Regions from separate parts of the Homo sapiens genome. Here regions 1 and 2 are each linked to region 3. Evidence: chromatin loops called from intact Hi-C (ENCODE). Cell type or tissue: mammary epithelial cell. All regions are shown on one strand. Each heading gives the region's core, and the rest is flanking DNA. Links, peaks and the distances in the headings are about the cores only.

Region 1 (10,301 bases), core at 823-8,822, 450 kb after region 3:
GTCTGAGGCAGGAGAATGGTGTGAACCCAGGAGGCAGAGCTTGCAGTGAGCCGAGATAGCGCCACTGAAGTCCAGCCTGGGTGAAAGAGCGAGACTCCGTCTCAAAAAAAAAAAAAAAAAAAAAAAAATTTGAAAATTAGCTGGACATGGTGGCATGTGCCTGCAGTCCCAGCTAATTAGGAGACTGAAGCAGCAGGAATGTTTGAGCACGAGAGTTCAAAGCTGCAGTGAGCTATGATTGCACCACTGTACTCCAACTTCCAACCTAAGCAACAGAGTGAGGCTGTGTCTCAAAAAAAATTAAAATAATAAAAAAAAATCTTGAAGGACAGAAGAATATAGGAAAGAACCAATTTTAAAATGTTAGAAATGAAAAATATGGTCATGAAATTATTTTTAAATCTCAATGGGTGGGATAAATACTACATAAAGAAGAGGGAACTGGTAAATTGGGAGTTTTTAGCAAGAAACTGATGGAGACAATAATATACAGATGTCAACAGAAGGAAAATATGAAAGAAAAGTTAAAAGATGAAGCCAGATAGAGAAGATTTAACATTAGCTTATTAGGAATTTCAATTTTAGAAAATACAGGAAATATCAGTGTGGCACTGTAAGAAGAGGTTATGGCTAAGAATTTTTCAGAATTGAAGACATGAGTACTCAGGGCACATCAAATGCCAAACAGAATAAATAAAAACAAACATCCATGATAATAAAAAAACAAAATTATTAAAAGCTACTAGGAGAAAGACAGATTTCCTAAAAAGGAGAAAAAACCTGCCAATGGACTCATTAAGAACAATATTCCAAGTCTTTCCAAAAGACTTGAAAGTGATGTAACAACATGCTGAAGAAAAATTACTACCAACCTGGAATTTTTATACCCAGCTAAACTGTTCTTCAGCAAGGAGGAACAAAAGTCATTTCAAAAAAACAAAGACAAGATGTGTTTGCCTTTCACAGACACTCAGTTTCTACTTCGGGATATACTTCAGAATCCCAGAATGGCTCAGGATTGGATATATCAGGTATTATGGAAGGTGGGGTGAAGGAGAGAGTTGAAAGTTGAAACAGGGGATTTGGTTGAAAATGGGGAGGTCTCCTTTGACAAAGACACCCTCCTTGACCAAACTTTAGTCTTCTTTGAGCCCCCTTCTCAACTAGGCCTCAACCTTAGCCCTCCACACCCTTGGGCTGATGAGCCCAGTTTTAGCAAGAAACGAGTTAGGTCAGCTTAGTGAGAATCCCTCCATCTCTGGTATCTGGTCAAATCCCTCATCCCCAACCTTTGATATCTAGGTCATTGCCCTGCCTTTAGCAAGAACCTTCCTACCCTTGATGTCTGTTATGGCTGAATTGTGTCTCCCCAAAATTTACATGTTAAATTCCTAACCTGTAGTACCTCAGAATGTGACTATATCTAAAGATACATTCTTTAAATTATTTATTAAGGGCTGGGCATAGTGGCTCACAACTGTAACCTCAGCACATTGGGAGGCTGAGGTCGGTGGATTGCTTGAGCCCAGAAGACAGAGACCAGTCTGGGTAACATGGCAAAACCCCATCTCTACAAAAAAATACAAAAATTAGCCAGGCATGGTGGCATGTGCCTGTAGTCCCTGAGGTGGGAGAATCACCTGACCCCAGGGAGCCTGGTGAGCTGTAATCACACCACTGCACTCTAGCCTTGGCAGCAGAGTAAGACCTTGTTTCAAAAATCAATAAATAAAAAACTAAAAAATAAAATAATTTATTAAAGTATAATGTGATATGAATGAGACCTAATCCAATATGATTGGTGTCTTTATAAGAAGAGGAAATTAGGAGACACAGACATGTGCACACACAAAGGGAAGATCATGTGAGGACATAGGGAGAAGACAGTTAAGGAGAGAGGGCTCAGAAGAAACCAAACCTGATGACACCTTGATCTTGGACTTCCAGCCTCCAAAACTGTGAGAGAATAAATTTCTGTTATTTAATGTCCATCCAGCCTGTGGATTTTATTTTGGTGGCGCTAGCAAACTAATAAAACATGGAATTAAGTTCCTGTTAGTACTTTTCCATCCACTGACCCCTTTGCTTTGCTCTTTGGCTATGAATTCCCAGCTGTCTTTGCTGTATTTAGAGCTGAGCTTAGTTCTGCACTGAGGTTTCCCCCCTACTGCAACAGCTCCAAGATCTTATGATCACAAAAAATTACTATGACTTACAGTAAGTGTGACCATGGAATTGGGATCACTCGAGAAAATATCCAGTTTTTACAGAGGCAAACTATAATATGCAGCAGTAAAATCGTATAGTATTGGAGGTCTGCTTCAAAATTTTTCCGCATAGAGAAAATAAACAACTGAATTGGTGAAGCAAATATCCTATATTCTTGATAATTGTGAAATTTGAGTGGCGGGTATATGGATGGGTTTCTTTGAACTACTCTCTCAATTTTGAGTACATTTGCACATTTCATAAAATATTAACATTATACCTATTTTACATTTAATTTTCTGAAGACATACATATAAGGCATGTCTTATGCCTTATAAGGATTTTTTCAGCACCTCAATTCATTTTTATGAACATTAATTATCACTGTTCCTTAAAGTAGATAGACAGGTAAATGGTATAGCTCTTAGCTTCTGAAATACTGTGGAAGTTTAATTCCCTGTGGTCAGAGAATATATTCTGCCTGATTTAAATCTTTTTAACTTTGAGAATTGTTTGATAGTCAAAATATTATCTACTTTGGTAAATTCTATACGCACCTGCAAACAATACGTATTTTGCTTTTGTTAGTTGGAATTCTACACAAATGTCAATTAGATCAAGTTGGTTGATAGCATGTTCAAGTCTTCCATATTCTTATGAATTTTCTGTCCACTATTAATAATTGAGAGAGAAGTTTTGAAATCTCTAAGTATAGATTTCTATTTCTCTTTTCAGTTCTATTATTATTTTCTTTGTGTATTTTGAAGGTTTATTATTGGGAATATACAAATTGAGGGTTGTTATTTCTTCTTGGTGAATTAATTTGCTTTTTCATCATCATGAAATGTCCCTCTTTATCTCTGGTAATATTATTCCTTTCCTACAGTCTACTGTGTTAGCCACTCCAGCTCTCTTGTGATTACTGTTTGCATGGTGTATCATTTTCCTCCTTCCACTTTTATTTCTCTGTCTTTGTATTTAAAGCTAATTTCCTGTAGTTAGCATATAATTGGGTCTTGCTTTTTTAATCTAGCCTGACAGTTTCTGCATTTTAATTAGAATGTTTAAACCATTTACATTTGATATAATTATTAACATAGTTGGGTTCAAGTCTACCAACTTGATATTTGTTTTCTATTTGATTCATCTTCTTTGTTCTTTTATTTTTCCTTTCCTGGCTTATTTCAGATTGGGTTTTCCAGGATTCCGTTTTTACCTTAAAAGAAGTTCTTTTTATATTTATTGATGAATAGGCACACTAGTAAAAATATTAATTTTTTGTGTGTATCTGAAAAAGTATTTCACCTTCATTTTGGAAAGATATGTTTGCTAAATATAAAATTTTTGGTTAATAGATTCTTTTTCTCTGAGTATTTTAAAGATGTCATTCCACTGCCTTCCAGCTTGCGTTTTTCTAAAGAGAAGTTTGCAGTCACCTTATTGTTGTTCCCCTAAAATGTAAGGATTCTCCTCCTCTAGACACTCTTAAAATTTTCTTTTTATCATAGGTTTTCAGCAACTTGATTATGATATACCTTGATATACTTTTATTAGTGTTTACGCTGTTTGAGATTTGTTTTACTTTTTGGACCTGTGGGTTTACACTTTTTATCAAATTTGACAACTTTGGGGGCCATTATTTTTCCTAATGCATTTTCTCGCTACTCTCTCTCACCCTTCTTTTGTTCTTGAATTCCAATTACAAGCATGTTAGACAACATTCCTGAGGCTCTGTTCATTTTTTCCAGTCTTTTTCCTCTATATACTTCTGTTTTGACAGGTTTTATTGCCCTGTCTTCAAGCTTACTGATCTTTTTTTCTGCAGTTTTTAATCTGCTGTTGATCCCCTCTAGTGAACTTTTCAGTTGAAAAATTATTTTTCATTTCTAGACATCCCATTTTTTTTTCAATACCTTCCTTTTCTCTTCCGTTTGCATTCATGTTTTCTGTTACATGCTTGAGCATATTTATAATAGCCATTTAAAATTCTTTTATCTACTAATTCTATCATTCCCATCATTCCTGGGCCTGATTTGATGGACTGATATTTTCTCCTAGTTATGGATCACAATCTTTGCTTCACATATCTCACCATATTTTATTGGGTGACAGGCATTTTGAATATAACATTGATAAACGTATAGATTTTTTTTTCCTTTATAAATAGTGTTGACATTTGTTCTGGCAAGTAATAAAGTTACTTGCAGATGAGGTTGATCTTTTTGAGGCTTGCTTTTACATTTTTTTGGGGTTATCTAGAGTTGCCTATACTCTAGAGTTAATTTATTCCTACTACTAAAGCTTGATCCTTTGTATTCTCTATTTTTTTTTCTTTTTTTTTTTGAGACGGAGTTTCACTCTTGTTGCCCAGGCTGGAGTGCAGTGGCGCGATCTCACCTCACTGCAACCTCCGCTTCCCAGGTTCAAGTGATTCTGCTGCCTCAGTCTCCCGAGGAGCTGGGATTACAGGCATGCGCCACTACGCCCAGCTAATTTTTTGTATCTTTAGTAGAGACGGTGTTTCTCCATGTTGGTCACGCTGGTCTCGAACTCCTGACATCGGGTGATCCGCCCATCTCAGCCTCCCAAAGTGCTGGGATTACAGGCGTGAGCCGTGTATTGTCTATTGATTGCCCCAAGTGCTCTATGAGGTCTCCAACTGAATAGAAGGAGTTCAAATTTCTTGCAGCCTGGTGTGAGTTCTAGGAATTGTTCAGCTTAACACCTCACTGTTCTTTATTCACTTCCTGGAATTCCACCTACGCATGTACAGATTGGTATTAAGTGAATGCTCAAAGGGACCTTATGCAGGTATTTGAGTTTCTTTATTTGAGTATCTTCCTCCTCTCTGCTACCCTGTCTCACCTCTGCCTCCCCATAGCCCACTCTTCTCAATTCAGCTAGATCACCATGTTGTGCTTGGATTCCCCCTCCCTGCCTGACAGTATGAAAACTGCCTCCAGCCAGAAAACAGAGTTGATTGCACAACTTACTTCATTTTTTTCCTATCTCTTAGGGATGCCAGCCCTGCACAGCCTTTTGTCCTGATGTCCAAAGCCAGTTGTTTTGTCTGCTTTGTCCAGCTTTCTAGTTCTTTTGGCAAAAAACAAAAACAGAAACAGACAGCATAAGTTCCATCCTAGCTACTCCTTCATGGCTGGCTGCAGAAATTCTGAAAACTGTTTTCTGTGTTTTTAAAATCACTTTACTTCCTTGGGACTCCTTAGAATTGTAACTTGAGAAGGTCCAAACAGATAATTAAACCACCTGTGACAGATACGTGCTAAGCGCCTGCCAGTGCCGGATCCTGGGAGGCTGACAGGGATATACAAGAGCCCCTGGGCTTGGCTTGACGAAGAGGGAACAAATCTGGGTGTGGCCATCCAGGAATAGAGGCCAAGTCAGGTTGCAGAGCAGAACAATAAGGGATTCATGCAAAGCCCTTCTAACAATCGTTGTTTTGTTACTTTATGTGACCGTATTTGCTCCTTCTTTCAAAAATACAAAAAGTAAAATGCAGAATGTACAAATGTGTGGCTCTCCCTAAAGTGGGATGAAGTTGGGATTTCCCATGGATGCGGTTCCTGGAAAAGCCACAGTTGAGTAGAGTAACCTGGGTCTGTCCATTGCAGGGCTTCACAGTTCTGGGAGTAAAGCGCTTTCTTCTGAATTAGCAGATCTTTGTAAAGTCAAATTTCAGGAACATTTGATTAGACCTAAAGACAGCTGCAGGCCGTGCACCATGGCTCACGTCTGTAATCCCAGCACTTTGGGAAGCTGAAGCAGGAGGATCGCTTGAGTCCAGGAGTTTGAGACCAGCCTGCGCAATATGGCAAAACTCCATCTGTACCATAAATACAAATATTAGCCGGGCGTGGTAGCACACACCTGTAATCCCTGCTACTCGGGAGGCTGAGGTGGGAGAATTGCTTCAACCCAGGAGGCAGAGGTTGCAGTGAGCCAAGATAGCACCACTGCACTCCAGCCTTGGCGACTAAGCAAGACTCTGTCTCAAAAAAAAAAAGAAAGAAGAAGAAAAAGATAATTGTGTTAGACATTTGCCTGTGCCCACAGCCCTCCCTAGGGAAAGATGCCCACAAACGCTGCCAAGTAGCCAGGCCTTTGGCTACCATGTTTTATACTCCTCGACCCTAGCCCTTCTCCTCCAGTTCACTGGAGTGGATGCCTGACTCCAACAGTGACTCCACATGCCTGCTGGTGACTTGTAGAGCATCCTGCGAGGGAAAAATTCCTTTGTTTAAAAGGAAATGAACTAGTAAACACCAAACGAACGAGACATTTCACAGTGACAAGTGAAACTCAAAAGACACCTAAAGAGATAGCCAGGAGCTAGGAAGGGGCTTCGTCCCACAGCCAACCCCTCTGTGAAAAGGAGGGCCTCAGATCAGATCTTCTCTCCTCATGGCCCCTTCCCGCCCCTTCCTTCCCCACCTCCCACCGCTCAGTCTCTCTCCCTCTGTTCACTCTTCCCCAACCCTCAGGCACTCCCCGCTCTGAAAGTGGGCATGCCCTCCCTGGTGCAATGGGCCCCACGCTTTCTCGCAATATCCTTTCTAATACATTCCCCCGTGACTTACGTCCAGATTTGTTTTCTATTTGACACTGTCAAGGGCTTCTCCTGTCCCCAGGACCCCTATCCACGGGGCTGCAGAACAACATCTGGCCATTTCCTGCCCTGCTAGGCCCCCTCCTCCCTGAAGCGCTGCTCAGACCCCAGTCCAGACACCCGCCTCCCCCGGCCTCCCCCGCACACCTCCCGTCTGTCCTGACACAAGGGAACCTCCCCGCTGCCCCTTCGGAGATAACAGAGATTTGACAGCACGACCACAGTATTCCTGAGCTTCCAGTTAAAGTCAAGTCCGTTGTCGCCACTGCCTCCACGTCCGCAGCTGTTCCACCCGCTTTCCTTCCTTCATGCATGAAGGTCAAACCCAGGCTTGGCCCTGCATGAACCCAGCAGAGAGGATTCCAGAGCTGTCTCCCCAGAGCCCTCCCCAGCAGAGATCCTGACTCACCCCAGGACAGGAGGGCTGAGGCCAAGAGCGCCGCTTCCGGATGCTTCCTCCGCATTCAGCTTCCAATGTCCGCCCTGCCAAGGCGCCCCTCGGGAGCAAGCAGGAGCCCGTCCTGGGGGGACATGTCCCCTGCTCTCCGCTGAGACCAGAGGGCTGCTGCCGTGAGGAAGGAATGGAACACCACTAAGGCACAGCAGCCACGAGCTGGGGATCAGACACAGAGGAAAGGCCACCTACAAATAGTCACTGGAGCCAAACCCTGGTCTCAGCCACGAGCAGTGCCCCACATGCGAATGCACCCATGGGTGGAGAGTGTGATGAGCCCCCTCCGCAGAAAGCACCCGAGCAGCAGCTAAAACAGGCTGATCCCAGGCCCCAGACCTCAGACTCCAGCCTTCATCTGCGACCTGGCCCTCGGTTTCGCCTGACCCTGCCTCTGTTTGCAAAGGGCCGGCTGGGGCCCCTGGACGGGTTTCCGTTCTCCTTTCTTCCTCTCTGTGCTCCCCTGAAATTTCCCCACAGGCCATCAGCCTCAGGCTCTGAGACCAGAATGTCACCTTCCCGTCACATGCAATGTGACGATGTCTCTAGTTATTTCCCTCCCCACAGCACAAAGGGTGGAGGAGGCCTGAGAAATGAGGAGGGGGGAGGTGCGTCCAGGGTGCAGCAGAGTCACTCTCACCTCCGGGGTCCGGCTGCCGGCATGGAGGTCAAGGTCCGCAAGAACGTCCTCTTTCCCCACTGCAGCAGGCAGACCAGCATCACAGAACCATTCTAGGAAACAGCAGTTCCCGTCCCCTCCTCCTTGCTTCTAAATGCACGGGGCACACATCAGTCCCCCCACTCCTTCAGGTGGCCCAGGTGATCAAATCAGCCAGTTCCAGAGAAGGGTCAACTTTGACAGCCCTGGGTAGGGGACCCAGATGCCCTTTGATGGGTGTCAAATGAAACAAATCAGCATATAGGCGAGGGGGCTTTATCGGAAAGAACACTGAGAGGCAGGATGCTCCATCCAAGAGGCCCACAAGCTTCCGGAAGGCCAGGCGGGGACGGCTCCTCTCATGGGAGGGGAAAGGAGGGAGCAGGCTTGGCAGGGTTGTTGGCGGGGATGGATGGGCCCAGGCAACAGCAGCGTCCGGAGGTTCCTGGGGCTGAATCATTCTGAGGTTTGCTACTGGGAGGGAGGGAAGCTGATTCGATTCTGAGACATCTGGGGAAGCCCAGAGGCCCCAGGATCCACACCAGGAAGCAGCCAGAGGGGTGCAGAGCAGGGCCTAGAGGCCACAGCTGCAGGGCAGGTGGCTGTGTCACCAGAACCCTGCTGGCAGCCCTTCCTCCCCAGGGAGCTGTGTCTGGAGAGGGAGCTGTGGAGAAGCGCTAGGGTAAGACCCAATCGTGCAGTGGTCCTGAGCCCGCAGGGTGGGTGCCCTCCTAAGGTGAGGAAGGGACAGCAGAGCCAGCCCCTGCTCTGAGGACCCTGTGGGAACCAGGAGGGGCCTCGCCAGGCCCAAGCCCCCGTCCCGGCTGTGGGATGCCCAGCCGCAGAGCAATGAGGAATCCAAGTTGCTGCTGAACGCCCGGACCATGGTGCTGAGTTCTGGCCGCCCCAGCTCACCAGCAGCGTGGTGGTGGCGGCCAGGAGGATGGAGCTCAGACACCTGGCCCCACACGCTGCCATGCAGCCCAGCCTCAGGAGGCCACCATCCTACAGGCAGGCCCCCAGACAGAGGGGCACGGGCACAGGCATAGGCCCCAGGTCCCCTGGCCATGGAGAAGGCATTGTGTGAGTGTGTGTGTGTCATGAGGTGTGTGCAGTGTGTGTGGTATCTGTGTGATGTGTGCAGTGTGTGTGTGTGTCTGGGTGTGTGATGTGTGCAGTGCGTGTGTGTGTGTCTGGGTGTGTGTGTGCAGTGCGTGTGTGTGTGTGTGTCTGGGTGTGTGATGTGTGCAGTGCGTGTGTGTGTGTGTCTGGGTGTGTGATGTGTGCAGTGCGTGTGTGTGTGTGTCTGGGTGTGTGATGTGTGCAGTGTGTGTGATGTTTGCAGAGTGTGTGTGTGTCTGGGTGTGTGTGATGTGTCCTGTGTGTGTGTGTGTCTCTGGGTGTGTAATGTGTGCAGTGCGTGTGTGTGTGTGTCTGGGTGTGTGATGTGTGCAGTGCGTGTGTGTGTGTGTGTCTGGGTGTGTGTGATGTGTCCTCTGTGTGTGTGTGTGCGCACACGCGTGCATGTGTGTATAGCCCCAGGCCCTGGTTTGTCTCCTCTTGCCCTCTGGAAAGTAAGCACAGCCCCCAGCCTGGCCATCCCCTCAGGGTCGCACCTGGAACGAATGCCACCCACAGAGCAGCTCCCCCCTTTCTGGAGACTGAGCTGCAAGCTGTGGGTTGGTGGAAGCTCGTGGTTGGTGGAAGCTCGTGGTTGGTGGAAGCTCTAGCTTGGTGGAAGCTTTGCATTGGCAGAAGCTCTGGGTTGGTGCAAGCTCTGGGTTGATGGAAGCTCTGGGTTGGTGGAAGCTGTAGGTTGGCAGAAGCTATAGGTTGGTGCGAGCTCTGGGTTGATGGAAGCTCTGGGCTGGCAGAAGCTCTGGGCAGAAGCTCTGGGTTGGCAAAAGCTCTGGGTTGGTGGAAGCTCTGGTTTGACGGAAGCTCTGGGCAGAAGCTCTGGGTTGGCAGAAGCTCTAGATTGGCAGAAGCCCTGGGTTGGTGGAAGCTCTGGGTTGGTGCACGCTCTGGGTTGGCAGAAGCTTGGGGCTGGCGGAAGCTCTGGGTTGGCAGAAGCTCTGGGCTAGCAGAAGATCTGGATTGGTGGAAGCTCTGGGTTGGCAGAAGCTCTGGGTTGGCGGAAGTTCTGGGCTGGCAGAAGATCGGATTGGTGGAAGCTCTGGGTTGGCAGAAGCTCTGGATGGAAGCTCTGGATTGGCGGAAGCTCTGGGTTGGCGGAAGCTCTGGATTGGCGGAAGCTCTGGGTTGGCGGAAGCTCTGGATTGGCGGAAGCTCTGGGTTGGCGGAAGCTCTGGGTTGATGCAAGCTCTGGATTGGAGGAAGCTCTGGGTTGGTGGAAG
Region 2 (10,301 bases), core at 1,141-9,140, 62 kb after region 3:
TTTGTGCCCCTTTGTGGTCCCTCCTTCCTGCTCCTCTCCCTGCTTTCCAGAGAGTGACTCGCCTCCTTTCTGCGCTGTAGTTAGTTTTCATTTTCTTTGATTTTATATAAGTGGAATCATAGTTTGTATTCTTTTTTGCCGTGCTTCTTTCACTCAGCATAATTATTTTGAGATCCATCCATGTTGATTTTGAGACCCATCCATGTCTATCCATGTGTCTATTAATAGGTCATTATTTTTTATTGCTAAATATTCCATGTTGTGGATATGCCACAATTGTGTATTCATTCAGCTAGTGATGGACATTTGGGTTGTCTCCAGCTTTTGACTACTATACATAAAGCTGCTGGGAGCATTCTTGTACAAGTCTTTGCATGGACATATGCTTTTGTTTGTCTTGGGTAAATACCTAGAAGTGGGATCACTGAGACATGTGGTAGGTGCATGTTAGTTTTTATGAAACTGCCACCCTGTTTTCCAAAGTGCTTGTACCATCTTACATTCCCAGCAGCATTGTATTAGTGTATGGTCATTCTCTTTAATTTTAGACATTCCAATAGGGATACCGTGATACTTCACTGTGGTTTTAATTTGTATTTTTGTTGTGACTAATGATGTTGAGTATCTTTTCATGTTTTGCCATTCACGTAACTTCTTTGATGATATCTGTTTGTATGTTTTGTTTATTTTAAAAAAATTGGATAGATTCTTACTGAATATTGAGAGTTCTTTATGTATTCGGTTTGTGTCCTTTGACAAATGTGTTGGAAAAATATTTTTTCCCAGCTTGTGGCTCATCTTTCATTCTCTTAAGAGCATCTTCTGAAGAGCAGAAGACCTATCTTAATTGTGATAAAGTTTATAATTCTTTTTCTTCGAAGAAGCATGCTTTTGTTGTAGAAATTTTTTCCTAAATCAGTGTCACAAAGGTTTTCTAATGTGTTTTCTCCTAGTAGTTTTATAGTTTTGCATTTCACGTTTAGGTATATGATTTGTTTTGAATTGGTATCTGTTTGTGGTGAGAGTTTTTGTTGTTGTTGTTGTTTTTATTTTTATCGTTTGCTTTGTTTTTTTGCATAAGACTTTCTATCTAGTTGATCCAGTACCATTTGTTTTGAAGACTTTGTTCTCCAGGGAATTGCCTTTGCACCTTGTTGACAGTCAGTTGACAATACATGTGAAGGTCATTTTGGATTCTGTTCTGTTCCATTCATCTATTTTTGGATCATTATGCCAATACCATGCTTTATAATAAATCTTGATAGCTTTATAATAAATCTTAAAGTCAGGTAGTATAAGTCGTCCAACTTTGTTCTCTTTCAAGGTTGTTTTGGCTATTTTTAAGCCCTTTGCCTTTCCATATGAATTTAAAAATCAGCTCGTCACTTGCTACCAAAAAGAATCCTGTTGGAATTTTTATTGGGATTGTGTTGAATCAACAGTTCATTTTGGGGGATAATTGACACTTTAGCAATATTGAGACTTACAATCCATGAACACAAGTATATGTCTTCATTTATTTAGATATTGTCGAGACACAAGGGTCACTCCTGTTTCTTCATGTGTTAAGAGCAGAGGAACTGACCTCCTTTGTTTCTGGCTAGCTTTTCAAGGATGTGTGTATAGCAGACATCCTTAGAGGACAGAGATACTGTCTCCTTCCAGAGCAAAAAGGGTAGGTTTGTTTACCCTTATGTAGTAAAGATAATGTTTCCCTCTAGGGCAAAGTTCAGCCAGAGCTTGGGGTTCCTCTCCTGTGACACAGCCCACACAGCATGTATGTGGCCTTGTGGAATTGGGTCTTAAACTGGCATAAATGCTCTGGCTATGGCTGTTGCTATAACAAGTTCTTGGTCTCAGACTCAAGAGTTTGTGTCTTCTGCCAGTGTCTGTAAGACTCTAGCATGCTAGCTTGTTAGCTTGCAAGCTTGCAAGTAGGGTAAAGCCCTAGACCCTCCACAGTTTGAGGGCAGGTCCAGGGGGCTATGCTTGTACTCCATTGACAACACTTACCCACCAGGGTTGGATACTTGACCAGACAGCTTTTTTCCTCTCAAGAATCATAGAATCAGAGGTGGTTCCTAGACCTGACCTGTAAGGTAACTATTCAGGCTGGTTGTTACGGGCCGTGAGCAAGCGGACAGTGTCAGTCTGTGGGAGAGGATGCTGGTGGTGCCAGGGAGAGAATAATTAAATAAGAATACCTAATACTTCTTGAGTACCAGTCATGGCTTTAAGTGTGTTACGTTTGTTACATTTATGTCTGTCAGTACCCTGTAAGGTAAATACTGTTTCTGTATCATAGATGAAGAAACTGAGGCATGGAAGTGAGTAAGGTGCCAAGGTTATATAGTTATGGGGTGGTGGAGCTGAGATTTGAGACCCCGACCGCCTGGCTCCAGACCCTGTTTCCCAACAACGCTACAGGACTGCTGCTCAGCAGGACATGTCTCGGGTGGAAGCCTTAGTGCTGGATGACTTCTTATTTATTTATTTATTTATTTTTGAGATGGAGTTTCACTCTTGTTGCCCAGGCTGGAGTGCAGTGATGCAATCTTGGTTCACTGCAACTTCCGCCTCCTGGGTTCAAGCGATTCTCCTGCCTCAGCCTCCCAAGTAGCTGGAATTACAGGTGCCTGCCACTACACCTGGCTAATATTTGTAATTTTAGTTGAGACAAGGTTTCACCATGTTGGCCAGGCTGGTCTCAAACTCCTGACCTCAGGTGATCCACCCGCCTCGGCCTCTCGGAGTGCCGGGATTACAGGCGTGAGCCACCGTGCCGGGCCAGTACTGGATGACTTCTCACATTTAGTTGACATTAGGTCTGGCTTTGCTTGGCTTCTGGGTCAGTTGCCCTGAAACAATATGCCAGTCTCTACTTAGGCTAATTTGCAGCCAGTAATCCTACTTTCTCATAAAAAGAGGAGTTTAGCCTAAATGTTCTCTATGGCCCTTTTAGCTCTGGTCCTCCGGAAGTTTCCGGGGGTGAGTGAAAATTGTAATGAGTTTCATCTTAATTTATGCAGTTCTGTCAGTAGCAAGCAACCCAAGTTTCTGCCACTCATCAGAGAGTGTGTTCTTTGACTCAGGTGGACTTTTCCTGCTTAAGCTTTGGCTTATGGATAATATGAGGTGCTTGTTAAGTTGTGTTAATGCAATTTTTTTTTGCTTCTGGGACATCATCCCAGGCTTTCCTTTTTTTTTTTTTTTTTTTTTGAGACAGAATTTCGCTTTTGTTGTCCAGGTTGGAGTGCAATGGTGTGATCTCTGCTCACCACAACCTCCGCCTCCCGGCTTCAAGCGATTCTCCTGCCTCAGCCTCCTGAGTAGCTGGGATTACAGGCATGTACCACCACGCCCGGCTAATTTTGTATTTTTAATAGAGATGCGGTTTCTCCATGTTGGTCAGGTTGGTCTCGAACTCCCGCCCTCAGGTGATCTGCCCGCCTCAGCCTCCCAAAGTGCTGGGATTATAGGCGTAAGCTACCGTGCCTGGCCATCCCAGGCTTTCTTATCCGTGAAAATAATTACTGGTTCTTTCAACACAGTGAGCACAGCCCAACCCCTCATAAATCCATTGCAAGGTCATCTTACTTTAGAATCTTTAGAATCATTTGTTCTAAAGTCAAACAAAACAAGATCTGTTTAAGCCTAGGATGTTTGACTCCTGAGTTATGTATGGGATTACTTTAAATCTTAAATTATAGAATTTCATATGTGTTTTAGAAGGTGAATATATAGTTTACTATAGAATAGGAAAATAGGAACAAAAATAGTTCGTGGTGCTGGTGGTAGTGGGACTGTTTTCAGAATTTAGACTGTTTTCAGAATCTAGAATCATAACTGCTTAGGACTAAGAGATAATTTGAAAACTGGCTTCTTCTATTCCTTTGGTTTTAGGTAGATCTAGTTTATGAAAATATACTGGACAGATAAGAAGCTCTTCTAATTTTTAAAAGATCGAGGAAAAGGAGAATTGTTTGAACCCAGGAGGCAGAGGTTGCAGTGAGCCAAGATCGTGCCACTGCACTTCAGTCTGGGCAACAAGAGTGAAACTTCATTAAAAAAAAAAATAAGATCGAGGAAAAAAAAGATCTCATTATCCCTTTCAGTAATCAGTTCCTACTTTTATCAATTTCTGTTAAGAAATTTGATGTATTTTAATAAGTACACGAGCTTTGGACTCATTCAACCCAGATTTGAATTGCAGCTTTCCTGCTTGTGAACTTACCTAACCTTTTAGAATCCTGCTTTTCTGATGTATAAAATGAGAATTTCTACCTCAAGGATCTTAATGTATATTAAAATGCAATAGTGTTTAGGCCAACACCTAATGTAGTAGGTGTTAAATAGGTGCTAGTTTTCCTCTTTTATTTCTAGTCTAAATATCTCATGCTTTAGGGATAAAAGACTTGAAATGAAAAAAAAAATCTCATGCTGCAATGAAAACTCATTTTCTTTTGTTTGCTTGCTGTAAAGGTGGCAGGTTACTTTCAAGTATCTAGACTTCCCTGATTCAGAGTACGAGACCAGTTGCTATTAATCATCCCTGACTAAATCATCTCATTTCCTTTAACGTTTGCTAGATTTCATTTGTCTTCCCTTCGTTCAGCTACATGGCTGGCTTTTTCCCAGGCTTTGTCCACATTCTTCACATTCCTCTTAAGCCACAGAACTGGCATAGAACTCGAGCAAATAGCCGACGAGGACAGAGTGTATTGAGATGGTGGCCACATGTTACGTAACTGTTAATGCAGACTAGTATTGTGATCACAGGAAACTGCATTTCCTACCATGTTTTCAATGCTAAAAGGGCAGATAGGCGGTTATTTCCATCTTACATCTATTTGGCTTGTCTGAGTAACACAAAGCATTGATCAGGTTCTCCAGATTTGTGCCTTCAGCCCAGACCTCTGTCCCGAGCTCTAGCCTCATAGATTGAGCTGTCTACTTGATATCTCCACATGGACATCTAATAAACATTCACATTCAATGTGTTCAGACTAAACCCCTAATCTTCCCTCACACCAAATTCTAATTTCTATTGATTACAATTCTATTTTTCTAGTGTCTCAGACTTTTAAAAAACCTTCGAGTGATTCTTGACTCCTTGACTCCTTTTAATCTCTTACGCCCTCATTCAGTCTGTTAGGAAATCCTGATGGCTCTACTTTCAAAACATCTCCAGAATCTGATCACCAGCTAGCACTCCCACCTAGGTGTTTTTTTTTTTTTTGAGACAGAGTCTTGGTCAGTTGCCCAGGCTGGAGTGCAGTGGCACAGTCTTGGCTCATTGCAACCCTCTGCCTCCTGGGTTCAAGCGATTCCCCTGTCTCAGCCTCCCAGTAGCTGGGATTACAGGCGCCCATCACCACGCCCAGCTAATTTTCCCACCCAGTTTTGAGCCACCATCACCTTGGGTTGAGAGCTTCCTATAGGTCTCCCTATGTTCCATCCTTCCAGGCCATGAACTGGGAGCCAGGGGTATGATGGAAAAATCCCTGACCACCTCTCCTTACTGAACAGTCAAAATGCGGAGTGAGACACAAAAAAACATTTTACTTACTTATTTGATACAGTGTCTTGCAGTGTCACCTAGGCTGGACTGTAGTGGAGTGATGCTAGCTGACTGTAAATCGAATTCCTGGGCTCATGGGATCCTCCTGCTCCAGCCTCCTGAGTAGCTAGGACTACAGGCATGCACCACCATACTTGGCTAGTTTTTACAACATTTTTTTGTAGAGATGAGGTTTCACTATGTTGCCCAGGCTGGTCTTGAACTCCTGGTCTCAAGTGATCTTCCTGCCTTGGCTTCCGAAAGTGCTGGGATTACAGGTGTGGGCCACTGTTCCTGGCCGCAAAATAAATAAATAAATAAATAAATAATTAAATAAAATTATACCTAGAGCATGAAAGTCAAGTGAAAGTGGGAGGACAGAGAGGTTAACAGAGAACTTAACTTCTTGCTTTGAGGGTATTTTTCAAACTTGTCCTTTAGTTTCCATGGCTCCCAGGGTGTGGGGGATAGGAGACAAAGCCCCGGTCCCACCTCAGGTGAGCATCCTGAGAGGAAACTCCCAAGGGTCTTTCCCAGCAGTGTCGGGGTAAACTGAAGATACTCGCTTAATCCGAAAGTTTTTTAAGGAAAATTGTTTTGACCTTTGGCATTGAGTGTAGTGGGGGGAAAATCTCTTCTGAGAATTAGTAGGCTGGTTTTCATGCAGGTTTGAAGCTTTTATTCAAGCCACCTAGGTGGTCCCTAAGAGAGTTAATTTTTATATCAACTTGATTGGACCATGAGATGCCCAGACATTTGGCCAAACATTAACTCTGGGTATGTCTATGAGGATGTTTCTGGATAAGATTAACATTTGAACCAGGAGACTGAGTACAGCAGATTGCCTTCAGCCAGTTGGGTGGCTCTCATCCAGTCAGTTGGAGCCCCAACAGAATAAAAAGGCTGAATAAAAGGGATCTCTGCCTTGACTGTTTGAGCTGGGATGTGGGCCTTTTCCTGCCTTTGAACTCAAACTGAAACACCAGCTCTTGGGTCTCGAGCCTGCTGGCTTTCACACTGGCACTACACATTGGCTGTCCAGAGTCTCCAGTGCATGGACTGCAGATATTGGGACTCCCTCATCTCCCTCATCAGGTCTTCATGTCCCTCAGCAGGCCCTTCATCTCCCTCAGCAGGTCCTCATCTCCCTCAGCAGGCCCTTCATCTCCCTCGGCAGGCCCTTCATCTCCTTCGGCAGGTCCTTATCCCCCTTAGCAGGTCTTCATCTCCCTCAGCAGGCCCTTCATCTCCCTCAGCAGGCCCTTCATCTCCTTCGGCAGGTCCTCATCTCCCTTAGCAGGTCTTCATCTCCCTCAGCAGGCCCTTCATCTCCCTCAGCAGGCCCTTCATCTCCTTCGGCAGGTCCTCATCTCCCTTAGCAGGTCTTCATCTCCCTCAGCAGGCCCTTCATCTCCCTCAGCAGGTCTTCATCTCCCTCAGCAGGTCTTCATCTCCCTCAGCAGGCCCTTCATCTCCTTCGGCAGGTCCTCATCTCCCTCAGCAGGCCCTTCATCTCTCTCAGCAGGTCCTCATCTCCCTCAGCAGGCCCTTCATCTCCCTCAGCAGGCCCTTCATCTCCCTCGGCAGGTCCTCATCTCCCTTAGCAGGTTTTCATATCTCCCTCAGCAGGCCCTTCATCTCTCTCAGCAGGTCCTCATCTCCCTCAGCAGGTCCTTCATCTCCCTCAGCAGGTCTTCATCTCCCTCAGCAGTCCCTTCATCTCCCTCAGGAGGTCCTCATCTCCCTCAGCAGGTCTTCATCTCCCTCAGCAGGTCCTCATCTCCCTCAGCAGGCCCTTCATCTCCCTCAGGCCCTTCATCTCTCTCAGCAGGTCCTCATCTCCCTCAGCAGGCCTTCATCTCCCTCAGCAGGCCTTCATCTCCCTCAGCAGGTCCTCATCTCCCTCAGCAGGCCCTTCATCTCCCTCAGCAGGCCCTTCATCTCCCTCAGCTGGCCCTCATCTCCCTCAACAGGTACTCATCTCCCGCAGCAGGCCCTCATCCCCCTCACCAGGCCCTCATCCCCCACAGCAGGTCTTCATCTCCCTCAGCAGGCCCTTCATCTCCCTCAGCAGGCCTTCATCTCCTTCAGCAGGCCTTCATCTCCCTCAGCAGGTCCTCATCTCCCTCAGCAGGTCCTCATCTCCCTCAGCAGGTCCTCATCTCCCTCAGCAGGCCCTTCATCTCCCTCAGCAGGCCCTTCATCTCCCTCAGCAGGCCTTCATCTCCTTCAGCAGGCCTTCATCTCCCTCAGCAGGTCCTCATCTCCCTCAGCAGGTCCTCATCTCCCTCAGCAGGCCCTTCATCTCCCTCAGGCCCTTCATCTCTCTCAGCAGGTCCTCATCTCCCTCAGCAGGCCTTCATCTCCCTCAGCAGGCCTTCATCTCCCTCAGCAGGTCCTCATCTCCCTCAGCAGGCCCTTCATCTCCCTCAGCAGGCCCTTCATCTCCCTCAGCTGGCCCTCATCTCCCTCAACAGGTACTCATCTCCCGCAGCAGGCCCTCATCCCCCTCACCAGGCCCTCATCCCCCACAGCAGATCTTCATCTCCCTCAGCAGGCCCTTCATCTCCCTCAGCAGGCCTTCATCTCCTTCAGCAGGCCTTCATCTCCCTCAGCAGGTCCTCATCTCCCTCAGCAGGTCCTCATCTCCCTCAGCAGGTCCTCATCTCCCTCAGCAGGCCCTTCATCTCCCTCAGCAGGCCCTTCATCTCCCTCAGCAGGCCTTCATCTCCTTCAGCAGGCCTTCATCTCCCTCAGCAGGTCCTCATCTCCCTCAGCAGGTCCTCATCTCCCTCAGCAGGCCCTTCATCTCCCTCAGCAGGCCCTTCATCTCCCTCAGCAGGCCCTTCATCTCCCTCAGCCGGCCCTCATCTCCCTCAACAGGTACTCATCTCCCGCAACAGGCCCTCATCTCCTGCAGCAGGCCCTCATCCCCCTCACCAGGCCCTCATCCCCCACAGCAGGTCTTCATCTCCCTCAGCCGGCCCTCATCTCCCGCAACAGGCCCTTATCTCCCACAGCAGGTCTTCATCCCCCTCAGCAGGCCTTCATCCCCCTCAGCAGGCACTCATCTCCCTCAGCAGGCCCTCATCCCCCACAGCAGGCCCTCATCCCCCACAGCAGGCCCTCATCTCCCACAGCAGGCCCTCATCCCCCACAGCAGGGCCTCATTCCCCACAGCAGGCCCTCATCCCCCACAGCAGGGCCTCATTCCCCACAGCAGGCCCTCATCTCCCACAGCAGGCCCTCATCTCCCACAGCAGGCCCTCATCCCCCACAACAGGGCCCCTCAGCAGGCCCTCATCCCCCACAGCAGGCACTCATCTCCCACAGCAGGCCCTCATCCCCCACAGCAGGCCCTCATCTCCCACAGCAGACCCTCATCCCCCACGGCAGGCCCTCATCTCCCACAGCAGGGCCTCATTCCCCACAGCAGGCCCTCATCCCCCACAGCAGGGCCCCTCAGCAGGCCCTCATCTCCCTCAGCAGGCCCTCATCTCCCGCAGCACAGACCCTTCTGACCACTGGCTAAGGTGAGACTTGGCAGTGCCAGCTATATGGCTGTGGCCACAGCAGTGATTTTAGTGGTGGGTGTGTGCTCTGAGCTGGGCCATAGTCTTTCTCCAGGAGTTTTCTGGCTTCAGCTGCTGAAGAACAGTGTTTTTTTTGCCTTTCTTGGGCCGTGAAACTATTGGATGTGACTCTAGAGCTGCCTGTGGCCGTGTTCCTGGCCACCTGGAGAAAATTTATCTGTGTTGTCAGTTGCTGAAGCCAAGACATAAATGCTGACCTGAGATGCAGAGGAGCCCTATGGCTTGCAGTCAGCTTTATCCCTGTCCAGGTGGGCTGTATAGCTTTTCCTCAGATTTTGAGTTATCCCAGCATCTTTCATAAGTGACTCCTTTTATCCTTCTTTCTTTTCTTTCTTTTTTTTTTTTTGAGACAGAGTCTCACTCTGCCACCCAGGCTGGAGTTCAGAGGCGTGATCTTGGCTCACTGCAAGCCCTGCCTCCCAGGTTCACGCCATTCTTCTGCCTCAGCCTCCCAAGTAGCTGGGACTACAGGCACCTGCCACCACGCCCGGCTAATTTTTCGTATTTTTAGTAGAGACAGGGTTTCACCGTGTTAGCCAGGATGGTCTCGATCTCCTGACCTCGTGATCCGCCCGCCTCGTCTTCCCAAAGTGCTGGGATTACAGGCGTGAACCACTGCGTCCGGCTGCCTTTTACCTTTCTTAAGCTAACTTAAGCATCATCTTCCTTCCCTTGAGGGCAGTGTGCCCACTCCCCCAACTTTGATTCCACATCTTTTCCATGGCACCAGTTGCCTTCTGATATGGCATCTGATTCCCTTCAGTGTCTGGCATTTGGCTATATCACGTAACACAGAGAAAGGCCAGAGGGTTTAGTAACTAGTGAATATTCAGTGATGTGTCTTCATAATTCTTTTCAACCCAAATATGTGGCATTGTCAGAATACTGTATATGTTATGATTCTAGTAAGCAACTTCTTTATTATGTGAGCTGTGGATGGCCATTTGATAGAAAAGCAAAATATTTAAGATCTTCACCGACAAAGAATTTTACATGTGAATGTTTTATTATGTTGGTCAAGTGTTTCTCTTGATAGTTTTGCGTTAGCCCAGTGTTGAGCCTTTTAGTGTAAACACGGGGCTAATAACGTGAGCTACTACAAAATGTGGTTTTTATCTTTTAAAAAATGTCTCAAACATTATTGACTT
Region 3 (10,301 bases), core at 799-8,798:
TGGAGTGCAGTGGTGTGATCTCAGCTCACTGCAACCTCTGCCTCCCGGGTTCAAGCTATTCTCCTGCCTCAGCCTCCAGAGTAGCTGGGAATACAGGCGCCTGCCATCACGCCTGGCTAATTTTTGTATTTTTAGTAGAGGCAGGATTTCACCATATTGGCCACGCTGGTCTCGATCTCCTGACCTCAAGTGATCTGCCCGCCTTGGCCTCCCAAAGTGCTGGAATTACAGGCATGAGTCACCATGTGCTTCCAATCTTAAGCAGTGACTAAAGGCAACCTGAAGGTAGGAATGAATACAGGCAGGGAAGGAGTAGACCTGATTTGAGAAGTTTCTTTTAGAGTGTGGATATAGTTTTGTTTGGATGGGCTTGGGCTATACAGTAACTTGTAAGCCAGCTAGAGGATTGAGGTGACACATCAAGTAGCGAATGGGGCTTGATTTTGACTCTAGCCCAGCATCTCCCTTTGGGAGGACTGGGCAAGGTAAATGGCAGTTTGCAATAATACTGACGAAGGTGTTGCCTGAGAGTCTTAGGGAGTTGATGGGTACTGGGGAGAGGCATGATTTGTTAGGAGGAGAAGGGGAGATATTCTAGGCCAGGGCGGTGGCATGTGAAAGTCACACATGGGATTGAGCAGGACCGATTGCAGGTTCATCAGCTAGTGTTTGATTGCTGTATGGAATAAGGATTGGGGGTATAGCAGAATTAGGGATGGAAAATGAACAGTTTATGGAAGACAATCATAGATTGTTTTTAATTTGAGATGAGAGTCAACTGGAAATTACCACATGGAAATAACCATCAAAATAGTGATCAAAATGACGTTTTTTAGGAGAATGGTTTTTATAGGTGAGTGTAGGATAGGTTTGAAGAATTGGGTGGAAGATGAATTAGAGCATTCATCAAGGAAGGTCGTGAGTTCCATTAGTGTGTGGGACTGTGGCTGTATGGATGGAATGGAAGGGACGTTTGATTAGTCTTGGTGGTTAAGTCAGGACAAAGTGTCATGATTTATGATCGGCAGTGAGAGTATGGAGATACAGGATCATCTATATACTGCCTGCTGATTAGTGTCTACAAAATGTGGACAGTAATGCTTACCTCATAGGCTATGGCAAAGCTTAAAATGAGATAAGCTCTGTAAGGTGTGTGCCACTGTGACTGGCTCATAGGAGTCCCTGGTAAATAACACCTCCTCAGATGGTGTGGGAAACTATGTGAACCCTTGGGGAAATGAAGAGAGACTCCAATTCACAGCCCAGCAGCTTAGCTTCTGGCTCGGCCATTGTCACTTCATGAGTTTGGGAAAAGTTTAGGGAGGTTCGAGTAAGACTCAGCTATGTTTGCAAGAGATGTAAACCGGGCCGGGTGCGGTGGCTCACGCCTGTAATCCCAACACTTTGGGAAGCCAAGGCTGGCAGATCACTTGAGGTCAGGAGTTCGAGACCAGACTGGCCGACAAGGTGAAACCCCATCTCTACTAAAAATACAAAAATTAGCCGGGTGTGATGGCATGTACCTGTAATCCTGGCTACTCAGGAGGCTGAGACAGGAGAATCGCTTGAACCCAGGAAGCAGAGGTTGCAGTGAGCTCAGATCATGCCACTGCACTCCAAACTGGGTGACAAAGTGAGACTCCATCTCAAAAAAAAAAAAAAAAAAAAAAAGCAAGCCTGAAAACACTATAGGAACCTCCATTTGACTTGTTAAGGTAGTGGCACTTAAGTACTTAGTAAGATATCACCCTCTGTTTTCTTTCATCCCTTCTTGTGCTTTATTCATCCAACAGTGGTGAATAAATCAGTGGGTATCAAAAATTTGTTTAAAACTAGGAAAATCCTATTTTTTATAAATAAAATTTTATGGGCCGGGCACGGTGGCTCATGCCTGTAATCCCAGCACTTTGGGAGGCCGAAGTGGGCGGATCACGAGGTCAGGAGATCGAGACCATCCTGGCTAACATGGCGAAACCCTGTATCTACTAAAAATACAAAAATTAGCCGGGCATGGTGGCGGGCGCCTGTAGTCCCAGCTACTCGGGAGGCTGAGGCAGGAGAATGGTGTGAACCCCAGAGGCGGAGCTTGCAGTGAGCCGAGATCGCACCACTGCACTCCAGCCCGGGCGACAGAGCGAGACTCTGTCTCAAAAAAAAAATTATATAATAGTATATGATGGTTCTAGATGTAAAATAGATGAAAACTGTATCTTCTGGGTATTTGTTTTTAAAATTAAGTTTTAGAACATTGACTTATAAAATCAGTAAGTACAATGAAGGTGGTGCGATGAAAACACAAATTTAGTATCAGGGATTTTGGAAGGTACTTGGATGATCACTTTCAGCATCCAGTTTGTTTTTAGTTTTGCTTGTGAAGTCGCAAGAAGACACAATCCCACAGATAAGGAGTTGCAGATGGTGGTTTTGAAGTAGTTCACCTAGCAACATGAAGACACTTTCTAATTAAACTGATATGAAGCTTGAAATAAGAGGAGTCAGATATTTTTGTTTTACAATTAAATCGCTAAGATCGAGCAATTCTTTGCTTTCCTTGATTGGCAATTGTTCATTTTGGAGAGAAATAATAAAAAAGCCATTCAGTCTGTTTAAATCTTCATTGTCTTACAGAAAACACTTTTCATGCATTATGCTGCATTTGACAATTTGGCACCTTAGTGGCAGTCAGATATTCACTGACAGTCTCAGAGGAGCTGGAATTATTTTTGTATGTTGACAGCACACCTAAAATGTTGGCCTCATTTCTGAAATAATTAAAATGTTAAATAATTTTAACCTTTTAAAATTTGTTTATATGTTTTTTGATGTTAATGTGAACCAGCCTTGTTTTGGTCATTGAAAATATCAGCAGTGAATGCGAACTAGTGTAGCCATGATACGCTGGTGAGATATTTGACCAACAGATTTTTCTTTCTTTTTTTTTGAGATGGAGTCTCCCTCTGTCACCCAGGCTGGAGTACAGTGGCATCATCTTGACTCACTGCAACCCCAGCCTTCCTGGTTCATGCCATTCTCCTGCCTCAGTCTCCCGAATAGCTGGGACTACAGGTGCGCGCCATCATGCCCGGCTCATTTTTGTATTTAAAAATTTTTTTTCAAAAAAATAAAAAAAACCCCAAACTGAAAAACAAACAAAAGGCCAGGCGCGGTCAGCACACCTGTAATCCCAACTACTTGGGAGGCTGAGGCAGGAGAGTCGCTTGAGCCCAGGAGGCAGAAGTGACAATGAGTTGAGATCATGCCACTGCACTCCAGCCTGGGCAACAGAGGGAAACTCCATCTCAAAAAAATTTTTTTAATTAAATAAATGAATGATGAGCAAATGAGGCAAACAAAATGTTAATAGTAGGTAAGTCTGGGTAAAGAGAGATAACAGGAATTTTTTTTGGCATTAGTTTTTGTGAATTTGAAATTACTTCCAAATAAAAATTGTAAATAACATTGTAAAATGGAGATATTAATTGAATGTTTATGGGACTGTAGTTGTTCCCCAGGTACTCTTAGATTCTTAGCAGTAGGATTTGAAAACCACTGCGCTATGTGATTTCTAAAGTGTAGGATATTTTGAGATTAATTTCCTGAGAGTTTGATACGGGGTACCCCCATTTCAGTTCTGGGAAGAATTATTTGTAGTCTGTAGAAATAAGAACTTGAGAAATATCCATGAAGAGTAGAACCAAAGAGTCAGCACCAAAAAAGGATTATTACTTTGACTCGGAGTTTATTGTGGCCCAGATAAAAGAACATGAAGAGTGTGTCACATCCATATCCTGGCAGGGAACAAAAGGAGTAAACGGAGTAAAGTGAAGAGATTAAAGTGTGATCAGGGTTGGGGGAACCAGTGCCTGGAGAAAGAAGCATCCGGGAACTAACGAGTGGAGCGCCATTGCCTCCCCTGGGCTGAAGGAGCAGAAGGGAGAGAGGTACCAGACGTGGCGAGAGGCGTTGCTCCAGACAAGATGCTTGACAGCACCTGGGACCTCACCCAGGAGGATGAAGCCCAGCAGGGAGGATGGAGTGGGGAGACATGTCCCATCCTTGGTCATCTTCTCTAGTCCTCCAGTTTCCTGCGGGGCTGCTATTGCATCCAACAGGAAGCCATAGGACGAGGGAGCCTTGTTACTGTGGGTCTTCACATCTGCCTCTTGGGGCACAGATCAGGGTGGAGATTGTCCAGAACATAGGAAAGTAGAGGGAAAAAAAACACTTGGGGAGCTTATGGACAGAGAAGGTGGCAAGGTGGTCAAGATGGAGGCGGAAGAGGTGTGTGGTGTTTTAATATCACCCGTGACCGCTCTGCTGTTCATGTCATATATGTGTGTCAGTGAATGAAAAGCAAAATTCCCTGACTCTGGTTTGGGAAATCAACAGAATTAATTTGAGTTCAGCAAGATTGATTTTAGTTTTTTTTTTTTTTTTTTTTTTTTGAGATGAAGTCTTGCTCTGTCGCCCAGGCTGGAGCGCACTGGCGTGATCTTGGCTCACTGCAACTTCCGCCTCCCAGGTTCAAGCAGTCCTCATACCTCAGCCTCCCGAGTAGCTGGGACTATGGGCGTGTACCACCACGCTGGGCTAATTTTTGTATTTTTAGTAGAGATGGGGTTTTGCCATGTTGTCTAGGCTGCTCTTGAACTCCTGACCTCACATACCAGGTGATAAAGAAATGGTAAGATAAATTGACGCCGTTTGTGCAGTTTTCTTTGATTAGTGTTTTAGAAACCCTTATTTTCCTTTCTAGCTTTCTGTACCCTCCCTGTGAATAAATTGAGCATCAAGAGACACAGCCATTCTCATGTTATTAGACCTGTATTAAGAAAGGATTATGGACTGCGTGCAGCAGCTCACGCCTGTAATCCCAGCACTTTGGGAGGCCAAGATGGGCAGATCACTTGAGGTCAGGAGTTCAAGACCAGCCTGGCCAACATAGTGAAACCCCATCTCTACTAAAAATACAAAAATTAGCCAGGCGTGGTTGGTGGCAGGCGCCTGTAGTCCCAGCTACTCGGGAGGCTGAGTTAAGAGGATCACTTGAACCTGGGAGGCGTTGGTTGCAGTGAGCTGAGATCGTGCCACTGCACTGACAGAGAGACACCGTCTCGGGGAAAAAAAAAATTGTTGTTTCAGAAGATACATAGATGTTTAAATGGTCTATGATTTAGGTTGTTTGTAATATTCACTGTTCATATTATTTCTGTCTCTGGGCTTAAAAAAATATAAAAGTAATATATTCTTATTGTATGAGAATGAGACATACAGATAAAGTAGCCATGTGTTTTTCTTGGTTCAAAGATTAGCAGAAGGAATGTATAAAGAAGTGAAATAAATTTATGTGACAAATATTTATGTATTGCCTACTATATTCCATATAGACATTTGGAGGGTGGGCATAGAAGAAAACCTATGCAAATCCCTGCCTTCAGGGTGCTTTTAGGTAGCATGCATGCAGTGGGGCCAAGTTGAAAATGCAAGGTCAGGGTTCTGTTCCGAGGCAGCAGCAATGCTCCCATCTGGCCACAAGGTGGCGGCCTCATACAGCAGAAGGGCACTTGTCACCTCCCCAGGAGCCTGGCGTAGATGGGTGTGGCCTCCCTGATGACTGACTGGAATTCTATGAGATTGCCTATCGTAGAGTGGGATGTTTTAACCCTGTCCCTTTGGTATGTTAACTTACACTAGGGTTGCATACAGCTGTCTGGAACAAGTGATTATGAAATTACCGTAATGCAAGAGAGCCGTTTTGGGTGGTCAAAGTTAATTCCCACAGGTTTTTACACATGATAAGGCTTGTAGAGATTTCCTGTCTCTTTTACCATGTTTGAGTAATATACCGTTTAATAGTAGAAGCCAAATTTAACAGTTAAATGCAAAGAAAAAATTTTAAATCACAAATTTCATCTCAGTTTTTCAGTTTGTTCATTTTTGTCTGTGACCATAGGTGGTATTTCATATGATTGTAGTGTGTATGTGTATAAATAATGTATTTCCATTTAACTTTGTTACAAATAATGCAAGTATGTAGTTTTTAAAGCATAGTGCTTCCTAGTTGATTTTTTGGCTGGGATTAGGATAAAATCAAGAATTCCAGTGAAAGTCATTGTGGCACAATATTTCTTAAAAGAGCAGAAAATGAAACTGTGATTTGAGGGAGAGGAAATAGTCCAAAGGCACTCTGCTCTATTTCTGAGAACCACTTTTTTTTTTTTTTTTTTAAGAGATGGGAGTCTTACCCTGGCTGGTCTCGAACTCCTGGCCTCAAGTGATCCTCCCACCTCAGCTTTCCAAAGTGCTGTAATTACACAGGCATAAGCCACCGAGCCGGGCCCCTAAGAAACGCATTTTATGAGAAGCTTTGCCAGCCAATTTTATGATGTTTAGCTGGTCTGAATATTTACTTTTAGGTTCTAATTTTTCTTCTAGGACGGGGTCTCTAGAAAATTTAGAGACTAGCTTGCTTTCTTCCTTCCTTTTTAACATTTCCTTTAGAGCTTTGGGGATACACGTGTGGTTCTAAGCAGTCCCCACAAGTGTCTTATTCTGGCTTCCTCTTGTCCTCTCAGACCCCTAGATTCGAAAGCCCTACCCGCTTCTCGTTTGTTTGCAGATAGTTGAGGAAGTGTCTGTGAGCTTTTTCTCCTCTAGGGTGGAGTAATGTTCCGTTTTCCAGGCGCCTGGCTCTTTGAGGCTTTCTCACTCATCGCAAGTGACAGTACAAGAATGAAACAGATAACCAGAGTTGCCTTGTGTTTTTCTCAGTTCAAGGATTAGGAGAGGGAATGTGTAAAGAAGTGAAATTCCTTCATGTGACAAATATTAGGTAGCTGCCTTCCATTACTCTCCATTTTTTTGCTTTTTCACATTCCTGTGGATGGGTTCCCTTGTTTGCTGTTGCTGGTCATGTGTTGCATGTTCATTTTATTTTATTGGTGATGAGAGACCAGGTTATCGCCCAGAAGTAGTTCTCAAAGTGTGGGTCCCAGACAGGCAGCATGAGTCTCATCTGGGAACTTGTTAGAAATGTAAATTCTCAGGCTCACCCCAGACGTTCCAAATTGGAAACTGTGGATGGAACCCAGCCGACTCTGTATTATCAAGTCCTCCAGGGATTCTGATGTACGCTAAAGTTTGAGAATCATTGTCCTAAAGCATCGCTACTTTAATCAAAGAAGTTAGACCATTAGCTCTTAGCACCCTCAAATCTTGGTATATGTTGGCATAAAAACTGATGATTTCCTAGCTTTTGAGATCAAACACTTAAAAATTTGTATTATATATTTGTTTTTTCGAGTGTCAGTATTTCTGCAACATAAAATTTTAAATTTAAAGTTGATAGTACTTTTGCTTGATTTATTGACGTGGATTTTTTTGGGATTTTTGTTGGCTGTTGTTGACTCATCAACTAAATGAGTGCGGTGGAGAGGAAGTATTACATAGTTTCCACTCTTTCACTATAGCATTTTCTCATTTTTATCACTGTTCTTTCCCTCCTCCAGTGCCTACTACTGCAGTTGTTCCCATTGAGTCAGTCTGCCAGTGGGTGACACTAGCTTTGTGAATCAGCCTGTGCTGGCGCCGTGCACTCCCTGAGCTGCCTTCTGCTTTTCATGGAGTAGCGACAAGTCTGTGCCATGAGACAGTCGGGCTTCTCAGCTCTGCCTTCCATCCTTTAAATAACATGTTTTCTTGAAGCCTTGAGTACTAGTCTGGCAGTAAAGTGAAACCTTAAAAACACAAAACAGAAAACAACCAAAGTCCTTTGTGCTGTGGGCTAAAAACTGAGATGAACTTAGAGAACAGGACTGTTAGAATATTGGTTATTCAAGGACAGGCTAGAAGTCAAGAAATGCAAATATTCTCACCTAAGAAATCAGTACACATTTTACTAAGTCAAGACTGGGCAAAATAGATGCTTAGGGAGAGATTAGTGACTTGAAATATCTTGAGTAATTTTATGTCTTTCTCCTAGACCTGGAAAGGAAAGAGCAAGAATTAGAGCAGCTGAAAATGGATTGTGAGCACTTTAAAGCCCGCCTGGAAACCGTGCAGGCCGACAACATAAGAGAGAAGAAGGTACCATGCTCAGGGACAGACTCTCACCAAGCCAGAAAGTGGGGCTGGCTTACAGCCTTTCACTTATGATAAGCAGTGGGACTGAATTTTTTACTCTTAATCCTCAATAAATTGTATTTGTAAATGTATGTATTCTGAGTGGGTTGGAATGTAGTTGAACAGATGGATTTTATAACCATTTAACACGTAGATCATTCACTTGGTATCTTTTAACTTTTATGTTTAAAAATCTGCCCTACAACATAAAGGTTCATAATTATCTTAGTTCATTTTGTGTTGCTATAACAAAATATCTGATACTGAGTAATTAATTTTTTTTTTCCTTTTTTTTTTTGAGACAGAGTCTTGCTCTGTCGCCCAGGCTGGAGTGCAGTGGTGCAATCTCGGCTCACTGCAAGCTCCGCCTCCTGGGTTCACGCCATTCCCCTGCCTCAGCCTCCCGAGTAGATGGGACAGGTGGCCGCCACCACGGCCGGCTAAGTTTTTGTATTTTTAGTAGAGACGGGGTTTCATTGTGTTAGCCAGGATGGTCTCGATCTCCAGACCTCTTGATCTGCCCGCCTCAGCCTCCCAAAGGGCTGGGATTACAGGCGTGAGCCATCACGCCCGGCGAGGCTGAGTAATTTATAAAGAAAAGAGGTTTATTTATGTCAAGATTTTGGTGGCTGGAAGGTTCAAGATTGGGCATCTTTTTCTGGTGAGGGCCTCAGGCTGCTTCAAATCATGACAGAAGGGGAGCTGGCTGTGTGACGAGATCACATGATGAGAGAAAGCAAGAGAGAGAAACTGAGGAAGCCAGACTCTTTACCAACCTGCTCTCAGGGAAACTAATCCATTCCTGTGAGAGCAAGAACTCACTCACCCTCCAGAGAGCACATTAATCGCTTCATGAGGAATCCACTCCCATGACCCATACACCTCTCACTAGGCCCCACCTCTCAAGAGTGCCACATTGGGGATCAAATTTCAACATGAGTTTGCAGGGGGACAAACCATAGCGATGAGAGTCTCGGAGGAAAAAATCATGTACATAATATCTTATAGTTGGACATAGATGTATTAAATCAGAAGTACATGTAATTAATTTGGGGATTATTACATTTTAGCCAGTTATATTTTATATAAATATTAGAGAAACTAATATTTCTTAAAAATTGCTTAGTTTAACTTTTTGTGTGGCATAACTTCCTTTTCCATAGAACTAGAACTATTCTGACACTTTTTATAAAATTTGGGGCCTGGATATATTTTTATTTTGGATGATAATAGTACTAACAGGCCAGGTACAGTGGCTCAAGCCTGTAATCCCAGCACTTTGGGAGGCCAGGGTGGGCGGTTCGCTTGCGGTCAGGAGTTCGAGACCAGCCTGGCTGAGGCAGGAGAATTGCTTGAACCTGGGAGGTGGAGGTTGCAGTGAGCCGAAATCGTGCCACTGCACTCCAGCCTGGGCAACAGAGCGAGACTCTGTCTCAAAAAAAAAAAAAAAAAAAAAAGAAAAGAAGCCATTCCAGTAAATGCATACTGAGAAGAAGGAAACAGCCATGGTAAAGTAGCATTGAAATCGCTAGGGTTTTGTTGCCCTGGAACTTTGACCTTAAAATGTGGGAATATTTTACCCAACTATTCCCTATTTATAGTTAAAAATCTTGTTGAATAGTCCAATTTAATATAGAGGGAAGCCCCTGCAAGGTGAATACAGAGGGAAGCCCCTGCAAGGTGAATGCAGAGGGAAGCTCCTGCAAGGTGAATACAGAGGGAAGCTCCTGTAAGGTGAATACAGAGGAAAGCTCCTGCAAGGTTGCTGTAACAAGGCCATTTCTCTTCTAGCAGCTGCCTTATCTGTAGCCTTTGCTGTAGTCTCTGTTGAGGCCTGTACGGATCATGAGGAGGGACTCTAGAAACTTATTTTATTTATTTATTTATTTTTTGAGACAGGGTGTTGCTCTGTTGCCAGGCTGGAGTGCAGTGGTGCAATAATAGTTGCAGTAGCTTCGACCTCCTGGGCTTAAGCGATCCTCCTCCTTGGCCTCCAGAGTGGCTGGGACTACAGAGATGTGCCATGACATCCAGCTAAATTTAATTAATTAATTAATTTTTATTTTTTACAAGAACAATTCTATTGTATAATTTTTAAAACAATTTTTAAAATTTTTTTATAGAGATGGGGTCTCACTATGTTGCCCAAGTTGGTCTTCAACTCCTGGGCTCAAGTGATC

The links. Peaks named below come from ENCODE experiments on the same cell type or tissue, not always from the same donor. Only the 100,000 strongest peaks of a DNase experiment are listed, where the experiment ranks them.
Region 1: it touches region 3 in a loop (6-fold over the local background); 2 of 110 quality-filtered maps call a loop at or near these places.
Region 2: a loop joins it to region 3, with 9 times the contacts of the local background. A loop is called at or near these places in 9 of 110 quality-filtered maps.

The regions. Positions count from the first base shown.
Region 1 is chr21:43,192,262-43,202,562 of GRCh38, reverse strand. No RefSeq gene overlaps it. Among named protein-coding and RNA genes, the nearest start is that of CRYAA, 28 kb to the right of the region's middle. In mammary epithelial cell, for the core only: a CTCF peak has its summit at 7,308; DNase peaks (open chromatin) are centred at 5,092, 5,572 and 8,402; H3K27ac peaks cover 5,313 bases.
Region 2 is chr21:43,580,584-43,590,884 of GRCh38, reverse strand. All of the region lies in intron 8 of HSF2BP (heat shock transcription factor 2 binding protein), which reads left to right. Among named protein-coding and RNA genes, the nearest start is that of H2BC12L, 21 kb to the right of the region's middle. RefSeq lists an enhancer at 6,714-7,215. In mammary epithelial cell, for the core only: no CTCF peak of the experiment used is centred there; a DNase peak (open chromatin) is centred at 4,644; H3K27ac peaks cover 4,455 bases.
Region 3 is chr21:43,642,073-43,652,373 of GRCh38, reverse strand. HSF2BP (heat shock transcription factor 2 binding protein) reads left to right here. Exons shown (of 9, transcript NM_007031.2): 4 at 7,982-8,085. Among named protein-coding and RNA genes, the nearest start is that of HSF2BP, 12 kb to the left of the region's middle. In mammary epithelial cell, for the core only: CTCF peaks have their summits at 5,526 (motif pointing right) and 6,658; DNase peaks (open chromatin) are centred at 5,603, 6,673 and 7,563; H3K27ac peaks cover 1,022 bases.